2 separate regions of the Homo sapiens genome follow, and region 1 is linked to region 2. The links are chromatin loops, found by intact Hi-C in ENCODE. Cell type or tissue: heart right ventricle. All regions are shown on one strand. Each heading gives the region's core, and the rest is flanking DNA. Links, peaks and the distances in the headings are about the cores only.

Region 1 (5,380 bases), core at 99-5,098, 350 kb after region 2:
CAGAGCTGGGAGCAGATCCATCTACGTGAGTGATATCCAGTCCCCAGTAGCCCACGCACACAACCATCCTCACAGAGATAGGGCCGTTGCTGAGGACAGAGGCTGAGCAGATGCCGGTGCGGGGTTGCTCCCCAGTAACAATAGTCCTAGCCCTGCTCTTTGTGGTTCAGAGTTGGTTGATGGGAAATCAAGGAGCAGCCCTGCCACCGTCTTTGTTATTTTTATGCGCTATAGATCCCTTAGAACAGAAAGAGGTTCAGGCCTTTTCTTGGATGGAAAAACTGAAAAAAACTCAGTTTTTTTTTTTTTTTTTTTGTAAATTTGCTCTAAAGGAAACTCATAAAGTTCTTCTGAATTTACATGTCAATAAAACATTTACCCCTGAGTTGATGCCTTATAAATGGTATCACTTATCCTAAGTAGAATAGATTTATTCAGCTAAACTTTGTTGATGAGCATCTTTGCATCTGTTCCTTAGATATTATTTCTCTGTCTCCTTCCCTGGGTCTTTATGGTCTACTAGCCCCATAGCATCCTGGAGTCTGCGGTCATTTTTCTCACCAAGTTTGGGGGAGCACCTACCCTTTACCATGGGGAGAATGGTGATGGTTCATTTTTGGGTTTTCTAAACGAATTTTGGACAATTAGACTGCATTACATTTGCATTTTACAGTGTGCCATTTAAATGAATTTTGGACAATTAGACTGCATTACATTTGCATTTTATAGTGTGCCATTTAGAAGAGACGGAGAGGGCCCAGAGGACGGTGCCACATTCACGTATTAGACGATAGCTCAAGTTGCCCATTCTTCATATTGAAATTGCTTCTAAGATAACATAATGGCTCTTGTGAAACATATCTATTCATTGCCCCAATAAAACATTAGATGGTTATCCAGATGGTGAAATGACTCTATATTCACTTTAAATTAATGAATGGTTAATTTCCATAGGGTGGGACTGAGAGCAGCCCCACACTGTGCCTCTGTGGTTAGGGCAGTGGGGCTGGATCAAGCTAGCAGGTGTTTAATTACTTCTCAACAACAAAACATCTTAACATATAATATAATAGAAATAACTGGGAATTTTTTTATTATGACAAAAACCACTGATTTTCCTGCTTTCATTCCCTTTATGGATGCAATGTGGCCCTTTTACCAGATCCTCATGGTAATTTTAGGTCTCTGGGAATGTTTAGCACCTCACAGTGTATTATATTTTTTAATGTTATATCGCTTTCTGAAAATAGAAGTATGTGCTACTTTTTCCTGAAAATACTGCCTTTTCATAGTTATATTCAAGTCTTTCAAATCTGCATGACTGAATAGGAGTTTGGGGGTCAGGCAGACTGCAAGCTCGCCACCTGGCGGGACCAGTTCTTCACCGGAGAGTCCTGGGGTTGGGCAGGGCCACAAACAATGAGCCACAGTAGGACCGAGGGGATGGTCTGGGACTCAAGGGTCCCGAGGGTGGTTTTGTTTCTGGGCTGCCCTCTCCCAGGGCAACATTGAACTGTACCTTGGATCAGCACCGCACCTGCCTATCTTTCTAATTGCTTTTCTCCTCCTGTCCTGGAAACGATAGTACTTCAGATACTTGGGGGAAGTCTTGCTTACTGTGGCATGAACCTAGAAGGAAATGACTTCGTGTTTTAAGGGATGTCATTGTCAGTGTCTGGAATACCTCGGGCATAGCCATGTGCTCAGATGATCTGAGTCTCTTGCACACCCCTCTGAAGAGTTTCTTGTAATCATGAGGAATGAATGTATTAGGTGCTCCAGAACTGTTTCTATGTAATAAGGAAAAATAAAAAAGGAGGACAGAAATTCTTGCAGAAAATACTAGATAGAACCTGGGCTGAGTGCTGTGGAGGATACAAAGAAAGAAAAGACACTGTCCCTATGCTTAAGACATTTACCATCCAGTTGGCAAAGTCAGCCGGTGCACACACACACAGCAAGTGCCCGAGCACTGCAGGAGAGCCGCAGACCCCAGCCCACAACAGCTGGCAGGCTGGGGACATGTTGCTGAGTGCTGAGCTGTGTTGTAGGCAGCTGCCTACTAAAAATAAGCACTGGGTTCATGGAAGGCTGACTTAAATTAGACTGGACTCAAGGTCATGCACAGAATGATGTCACCATCACAGGCTTCTAGTTCTTTGTGTTCTTGGGAATTGGAGGTTGAGTGACAGGCAGCCAGGAACTGAAATGCACACATGGACAGGTTCACTAATGGTGCGGCCCGAGCGTGTCCTGGCAGCAAGAGGATGGAGTCTAGTGGTGCCCTGGTTCATTCCACGGGACTGAGAAGGGGGAGTAGGAGGCAGCTCACCGTTTCCTGGGGGTGGTGGAGTCAAGACTATGTCTTCAGTGAAGGGTGGGACGGGGTGGGTGCAGCGGAGGGCTCAGTCCTCTGATACAGAGGACAGGGCTGAGAGGACAGTGCTCTGACCGGGTTCATGGTGCAGAGTGTTAGAGGAGTGTCATGGGAGCTTTGAACCCTGACCTCAATGCCAGCCCAGGGAGCTGGGCCCTGGTCACTGCATCCCCAGCACCAATAGGACCCACCCACTACAGAGGAGATGCTCAACACATACTTGCCAAATGACCGTATTAATGAACTGGACTCTGGCAACTGGGTTTTATCCTGTAGGTGAGATGTGGAAGATTGGACAGGGAAATGGCATTTGGCAGCAGGTATCCTGTGGACTTTTCTCCTTGACATCAAAACTTCCTGTCCTGAGTCTCATTTTATTTGTCAAACTAGCCAGTCTGAGAAGTCAATACTAGGTGCTAATGAAAAACAGCAGCAGACTGTGACATTGCTCCCAGGTATGTTAGCATTTTAACACGAGCCTGCAAATTGTTTTTTTGTTTTGTTTTGGTTTGGTTTTTTTGTTTGTTTTTGAGATGCAGTCTTTCTCTGTCACCCAGGCTGGAGTGCAATGGCTCTCTGCAACCTCTGCTTCCCAGGTTCAAGAGATTCTCCTGCCTCAGCCTCCTGAGTAGCTGGGATTACAGGCACCTGCCACCACACCCGGCTCATTTTTGTATTTTTAGTAGAGACGGAGTTTCACCATGTTAGCCAGGCTGGTCTCAAACACCAGACCTCAGGTGATCCTCCTGCCTAGGCCTCCCAAAGTGCTGAGATTACAGATGTGAGCCACTGCGCCCGGCCTTCAAATTGTTACCAGGTGTCTGGGAGGGCAGCAGTCATGCAAGGCGGGGGATTGGGCAGGCATGCATTCTGGTTGGAGAATCCACTAGGTCTCCTGAATGACTCCATTAGGAACCGTATCCAGCTTCTGTTGTCAGGCAGACCTTAGTTGGCTTCCACCTTGACAGTCAAGATACATACAGCTTTGGTTGGGCACGGTGGCTCATGCCTGTAATCTCAGCACTTTGGGAGGCTGAGGCGGGTGGATCACCTGAGGTCAGGGAGTTCAAGACCAGCCTGTCCAACATGGTGAAACCCCATCTCTACTAAAAAAATACAAAAATTAGCCAGGTGTGGTGGTGATCCCAGCTATTCGGGAGGCTGAGGCACAAGAATCGCTTTAACCTGGGAGGCAGAGGTTGCAGTGAGCCTAGATCGTGCTACTGCACTCCAGCCTGGGCGACAGAGCAAGAATCCATTAAAAAAAAAAAAAAAAGATACATAAAGATACATACAGCTTCCTGCTGTTTCATCTCCTCCCTGGTGTAGCCTGGAGAATTTCAAATTCACGGAGGTCTGAACAGCGGGGTTTCCTGTGCCCCCATCGTCTTCCATCCCCAATGGGGCTCTGTCCCTCGGCTGTGGCTATCTGAGATCCCAACTAAGTCCTTAAAAGTGACCTTGATAAAACTGGCAGTGCTTCCTTACTGTGTGAGGAATAACTTGAAATAAAACCTGTGCATTGTCATGATGCTTTTACTGTTCTGTAGCTTTCTTTTTCACTGTTTTTTTGTTTTGTTTTGTTTTCTTTTCTTTTGTTTTTAAGCAAAGCAAATCAGATGGACTTGTGTTGCTCTCTGATCACCGACATAGCAGTCTGTAGCTGCTTCATCACGATCACTAGACTGGGGTAGTGATAATCCTAGATACTGCCTGCACAGGGAGCACGTCCCGGTCACTGCTGTCCCAGAGACACATTTCCCTGTCCCTGGATGACCAAGAGCCGACTGGGTTTCCTCGGAACTTTCTCCTTTGACCCTGCCCTGTGGTGTACTCCCTCTTAAGATATTATTGACAAGTCTAGAGGAAAGCCTTGACTCATTTGAAACTTTTAAGAGACTCCTGCTACTTAACACCTCCAGGCTGAAGCAAGCAGCTGGCAGTCTGTCTTGATTTTACAGCGTTCAGAGGGCCTGTGGGCTTAAGGTTCGCATTTGGCAGCAGCCTGTGTTATTTTTGGATTTTCAACATGGAGCTCAGGACACATCAGATTTCACTTCCTAGGCTGTTGATGGCCACAGAGCCATGGTAGCCGTCCGTCTCTGTCAGGGCTTGTCACTTGCCCCTTTAGGAACATAGCTATTAATACTCTCTCACTTGATTTGTCCCACTTCAAGAGGCTAGAACTTTGATGTCCCTTTTTTCTGCCCTACCCTTCTTGACTATATTTTAAAATTCAGAAACATCAACTCTGGTCTGCCCTAGTCTGCCTTGTTGGCTTAGGATCAGTCCTTTGGCCCCGGGTGGATGAGTCTCCTGGGGTGCCCCGTAGACTGGAGGGTGGTCTCTCATCATCTGTGATTGTGGGATATTGGGCATCAGTTAATTATCATGCAGACTTGGGAAGTGGGAGGAAGGGGCTTTTCGGTGTATTTGGTGACAGAACATGTCTCAGCCAAGGGGCAGGGACTGCCAGTTGCCACCCAGATACACTCCCTTGCTCCTTAGGCTGTAGCCCCAATTTTACTTAGGGTTGCAGTATACCCAGCCTAAAAGCATTTCTCAATTTCCCTTGCTGCCAGATGGGGCTGCGTGATGCCATTCTGGCAGTGGCTAAGTAATGAAGCTGTGGGGTGGGCCTTCTGGGCAGGGTGCCTCGAAGGAACTGACTCCATCAGGGGGTGTGCTTCTGTGTCCTCCCAGTGGCCCTGCTGCTCAGGACGTGCTGCTTGGCACTAAGGACACCATGTTGAATCATAAGGTGGCTGAAGACAGAAGGATGTGCTGAGATGACCGAGGAGCAGGATAGAAAGAGTGTGGATCTGTTTTCAAGATTTTAAAAATTAACCTTTTTATTTTGAGATAATTATAGATTCACAGGCAGTGGTAATAAGTGATACAGGGAGATGCCCATCTATTATTTATCTATTTATCTATTTATTTATTTATTTCAAGATGGAGTCTCATTCTGTCTCCTGGGCTGGAGTCTCACTCTGTCTCCTG
Region 2 (5,380 bases), core at 259-5,258:
ATTTGGGGCTTGCTTGTCCTTTATAATGTCCACTGTGGAAATACAGGGTACAAAGGAGAGTTTTAATTAGTGTTCTCTTAGCAAGTCCATTAGAGGAAGTCTCTTTTGTATTCATTTTAACCATCTTTTTAAAGTAAACATTCGACTTTCTTTTGCCTTAAGAAAACTTTTCATAGCAGAGAGTTCAGATAAACAAACCCTCCAATTATTAATGGTTTGAGAATTTACAGTACTCTTAAATGGGAATATCCTGATACTAACAAATATATTTCAAATTAGCAGCTTGAGAAGAGCAGTTTCCATCAGCTGCCATACTATCATTATTCTAGTCAAATTCTTTTCTGAAGTACATGAAAAGATCAGATTTCTATACTACCAAATCAATACATTTTTTGTTTTTGAATCTGGGTGCAGTATTGATTTGTCATTAGATGCACATTTCCTACCTGCCAAAGAAACACTGTGGGGCCTGTCTGAATGGAGCCCTGTGTGCTCCCGAATAGCTCAGCACTTAGAAAGGAAGGGGGTGGGCTGGGCACAGTGGGTCACGCCTGTAATCTCAGCACTTTGGGAGGCTGAGGTGGGTGGATCACGAGGTCAAGAGATGGAGACCATCCTGGCCAACATGGTGAAACCCTATCTCTACCAAAAATACAAAAATTAGCCAAGCATGGTGGCATGTACCTGTGGTCCCAGCTACTTGGGAGGCTGATGCAGGAGAATCACGCCACTGCACTCCAGCTTGGTGACAGAGTGAGACTCCGTCTCAAAAAAAAAAAAAAAAAAAAAAGGAAGGAGGTATTCTTTTCACAATAAGAAAACAGACACTCTGGTCTTGTACCAAGTGCCTAGGTGGGGGTAAACCTAGAAAATGTTTCCCTTGCCTTTAACAGACATCAGTGGTAGGTAAAAAACTTTCTTTCCTATGCAAATGGATGAGTCTAAGGTGAATACTGTCGTCATCCTACATAAGAACAACTTCAAATATTTTCTTGGAGTGTAAGAAATATCTAAAGCACCACAGAAAAGAGAAAAATGACAGTATGTATATTTCCAAGCAACATACAGTTAAAATGGCAATTTAAGATGCCTCACTAATAACTTTCTGAAAATTAGGCATTCTTTCTTAGCTATAAAGCAAAATAATCTAACATAAGAATATAATTTAGAAAGCATTATGTTTCAATAGTCATCTTGTAAAGATGGCTAAAATAAATAAACATAAACCACTCACCTATGACCTGAATTTTCCTTTATTCCTGTCCATCCCTTGAACAGGCTTTGATGCAAATCCCAGTCAGCATCCCACATATCTTCCTGCATGGCTACACCAGGCTGCACTTTGGGTTCAGCTAAAACAAGGAAACATACTTAACCTGCATCTATACTCACTTGTCAATTTTCCTTCAAATAATTTCTATAGTAACAAAAGACAGCAATGTACTTTAAAAGTGGCGGCCTCTTACTAAAAGAGTATTTTGGGGGAAGTGAAGACATGAGAGAGAACAGCAAGGTCACTTACATTTGGATAGAAAAGGCAAGCCAACATAGCAATGATCCCCACACTGTAGTCCAGGATCAAAATAAATGTTTGCAATCTATAAAGAGGCACAGGAGAACCATGAATCCCAAATCCACAGGAGGTCATAAAACAAAATGTTAACCAATGGGAATTCTCAAATATAATATCTTCAAACCTTTGATTTTTTTCCTGGCTCCAAGTCTTCCTTATTGCCCCGTAATCGTTTATAGTAAAATCGCACATCTTCTGACAAAGATCGTATTTGCTGTATTTTTACCTTCTGTGAGAAGGAATTCATAATATTTAAACTTTGATGAACTATTTTCCCCTGAAGGAAGAAAGCAAAGAACAAACTCATTTGTATATGGTTAAATTTTCTTAAGATCACAAGTTTCAGAGTAGACAAGCATACTTCTAGGAAACCAAAGCCCAAAAGACATCTTAGAATGTTCATCAATTGATAATCTTTAAATTGTAATCAACAGCCAAAAAACCTCACCAAAAAACTTTTTTTTCTTGCTGTGGCATGTTACAGAAAAATCAGGAGGACAAATCTTTGCAATCTTGTGACAACTGATTGACGTTAACATTCACACTTTCATGTTAAGATACTGAGGATGCCAACAAAGGTACAAACAGAGATAGCTTTAGATAAAGGGAATGGTTACTTTCAGTTTGGTAAGCAAGGTTTGTTTACACCCAGGCAAGAATGCCCTGAAATCACTGAATTCTAAAATCTAAAGCCAAAGGGGACAAAATCACAATTTTTTTTAAAAGAAAGTCTCTTCATTAGGAAAAATATATGTCATTTGTATCAAAGAGAAATTACACATCTTTTGAAATTATGGGTTGTCAAGTATCTTATTAAAACAGTACACAAGCTGGGCACAGTGGCTCATGCCTGTAATCCCAGCACTTTGGGAGGCTAAGGTGGGTGGATCACTTGAGGCCAGGAGTTCGAGACCAGCCAGGCCAACATGGTGAAACCCTGTTCCTGCTAAAAATACACACGAAAAATTAGCAGGCATGGTGGCACACACCTGTAGTCCCAGCTACTGGGGAGGCTGAGGCAGGAGAATCACTTGAACTCGGGAAGCGGAGGCTGCAGTGAGCCGAGATCGTACCACGGCACTCCAGCCTGGGTGACAGAGTGAGACTCCATCTCAAACAAACAAACAAACAAAAACCCCAGCACACAAATAAAACTGTTAAATAACCAGCAATTGCTCTTACCAGTCACAAGCTTCTGTCTGTGACAGGGTACCAAATTTTAAATTAAAAAATTAAATAATTTACGTAATCCTCCAGAAGAATATTACAATCTTTCTTTTGGCTGAATACAAAATTTTACTTTTTGTAGATTCCTACTCATTTGAAGAGGTCTCTGAAATGATTAAACCCACTTTTTAAATATTTGGAATAAAAAATACAGAAGTGAAGAGCGTGCACAGGAAAAAGGGCGCAATGACTGTGACACTGAGGCCAGCGCTCCTCATTTACAGCCCAGTGAGGCTAAAACACCCGACAGCCAGCAGAGGGCGGGCATGCAGCTGCAATGCCGACAGGAGCCCTCGGGCAGTCACCGCACTTGGCGTACTTGAAATAACTACTTCCCTCGTGCCTTGTCTCTTGGGGGTGTGGGGGATCAAAAGAGCTCACAGATATAAATGCTGCTCTCACAATTCTATTCAAATATTAAGCTATGAGTTACATGAAATGTTTATTCTGAGGTATTGTTTCCAGTAAGCTCTAGTATTCTCCATCTGATAAAGAGATTGACAGGATTTGGTAATATAGAGGTAATTTAGAATTCCAAGCAAGTATCTGGTCCTGTAAGCCTCCTAGAGATATCTGAAAGCTTAATCTGAAGCAGTTCAAAACCAACCCCTCTAAATCTCATGCTGAAATGTGATCCCCAGTGTTGGAGGTGGGGCCCTATGGAAGGTGTCTGGGCCACAGGGGTGGATCCCTCATGAATGGCTTGGTGCGTTCTGACCTCGTAGTAATGAGTTCTCATGCCATTAGTTCACACAACCACTGGTTGTTAAAAAAGAGCCTGGCACCTCCCTCTCTTCTCTCTTGCCATGTGATCTTTGCACATGCCAGCTCCTCTTTGCCTTCCAATATGAGTGGAAGCAGCCTAAGGCCCTCACCAATGCAGACACTGGGGCCATGCTTCCTGCACAGTCTCCAGAACTGTGAACCAAATACACCTCTTTTTTAAAAATAAATCACCCAGCCTCAGGGATTCCTTTATAGCAACACAAATGGATCCAGACCAACATCTTGTTTTTATACACATGCTTTCTCATTTATTCCACTCATGGGGCTTTTCACTGTGTCATCTGCTGTCTTCTGAACTGAACTTTTCCCTGCCAGAGTTTACGCAGAGATTAAGGACATCATTGATTGAGAAGGTAATGGAAGGAAGAAACATGGCTCTTTTGGATAAATAACGAAGAGTTTAGTATAGTCAGTACAAAGTGGAATGACAGGAAGATGAGGATTTAATTAAGACCCAAACTTAAATGTGATGAAACTAGTAATTCAAAGTTTGTATTTTTAAGGAGTTAAATATTGAATTCAGGTTTTACTGTAAGGGTTGAGTATCCCTTATTTAAAATGCTTGGGGCCAGAAGTGTTTTAGATTTTTTTTTTGGAATATTTACATATATATAATGAGATATCTTGGGGACAGAACCCAAGTCTAAACATGAAATTCATTTATGTTTCATATACATTTATATGCATAGCCTGAAGGTAATTTTATACAACATTTAAAATAATTTTGTGCATGAAGCAAAGTTTTGACTGGAACCTGTTACAAGAGGTCAGGTGTAGAATTTTCCACTTGTGGTCTCAAAATGTTTCAGATTTGGGAACATTTTGGATTTCAGATTTTTGGGTTAGGGATGCTCAACTTGCATACAGCATTAAGATTTTGCAATGTCTTGTTTCTCTTAACCCACTACTGTCTCCTACCACTAGGATGTGAGACACTTTTACATCTGCCCTGGTATTCCTGAATGGACTGCACCATCTTCTTGCAAAAGGCAGCATCTTCTCCTGGTTTTCTCATTTGTTTTGTCTTTGTTCTCCAGGCTCAAACTCTAAGCCATATTCCTGCCTCCTCTACCCACCCTCCTCCCCATACTTGTTTCAGTTTGTATGACCTCTTTAGGATATAAGCACAGTTCAAATGATTCACCTGCAATGTCTCTTGCCTATGTTCCCTCTCCATCATTTGTTCCTTCATCCATACATTATGTACTAAGTGCCTGCTATTGGGAAGAAACGATCTCTCATCCGTTTCCTAGAGGATCTCAGACTCTCACTGGGGAGGCCAACTTATAAGGAAATATTTATAGCACAATACGAGGCTTGCAGCAAGAGGGGTAATTTCAAAGTATTCTAGGATCACACATGAAACAACCAGTATTGTCTAGAGGAGTCAAGAAATCTTCAGAGAGGAGATGACAATGGAATTGAATCTTGAAAGACACGCAGGAGTTCTTTGAAGGAAGGACAGGAGGAAGGGCATTCGAGGCAAAGAAACAACAAAGGCTTGGAGGTATGAAGGGACTTTACTGCCTCAGCCACAGCCATGCGCTCAAACTCCCCTTGGCACTTTTCACATGGACTCTGGCCAGTCTGCGGGTTGGCCTCCAGGCACTCTATTGTTACTTTCATCTGTGTCCTCTATTTCTTTCTGCAGAGAGCCAGTCTTTAAAGCTCAGCTCTGATGATGTCAAGTCTTCACTCAAAAACTTCATATTCCCATGAACTTAAGTGCATTTAAGTTTTTTCCATGTTATCACCCCCACAGACCATTCCATTTTCTCTCTTAAAACTTTTCTC

The links. Peaks named below come from ENCODE experiments on the same cell type or tissue, not always from the same donor. Only the 100,000 strongest peaks of a DNase experiment are listed, where the experiment ranks them.
Region 1: a loop joins it to region 2, with 5 times the contacts of the local background. A loop is called at or near these places in 18 of 110 quality-filtered maps.

What each region holds. Positions count from the first base shown.
Region 1 is chr2:98,156,371-98,161,750 of GRCh38, forward strand. All of the region lies in intron 7 of VWA3B (von Willebrand factor A domain containing 3B), which reads left to right. Among named protein-coding and RNA genes, the nearest start is that of VWA3B, 72 kb to the left of the region's middle. In heart right ventricle, for the core only: no CTCF peak of the experiment used is centred there; DNase peaks (open chromatin) are centred at 2,221, 4,411 and 4,686; H3K27ac peaks cover 4,773 bases.
Region 2 is chr2:97,803,854-97,809,233 of GRCh38, forward strand. It overlaps TMEM131 (transmembrane protein 131), which reads right to left. Exons shown (of 41, transcript NM_015348.2): 20 at 1,698-1,850; 21 at 1,523-1,598; 22 at 1,235-1,352. Among named protein-coding and RNA genes, the nearest start is that of ZAP70, 93 kb to the left of the region's middle. In heart right ventricle, for the core only: a CTCF peak has its summit at 3,048 (motif pointing right); a DNase peak (open chromatin) is centred at 3,068; H3K27ac peaks cover 733 bases.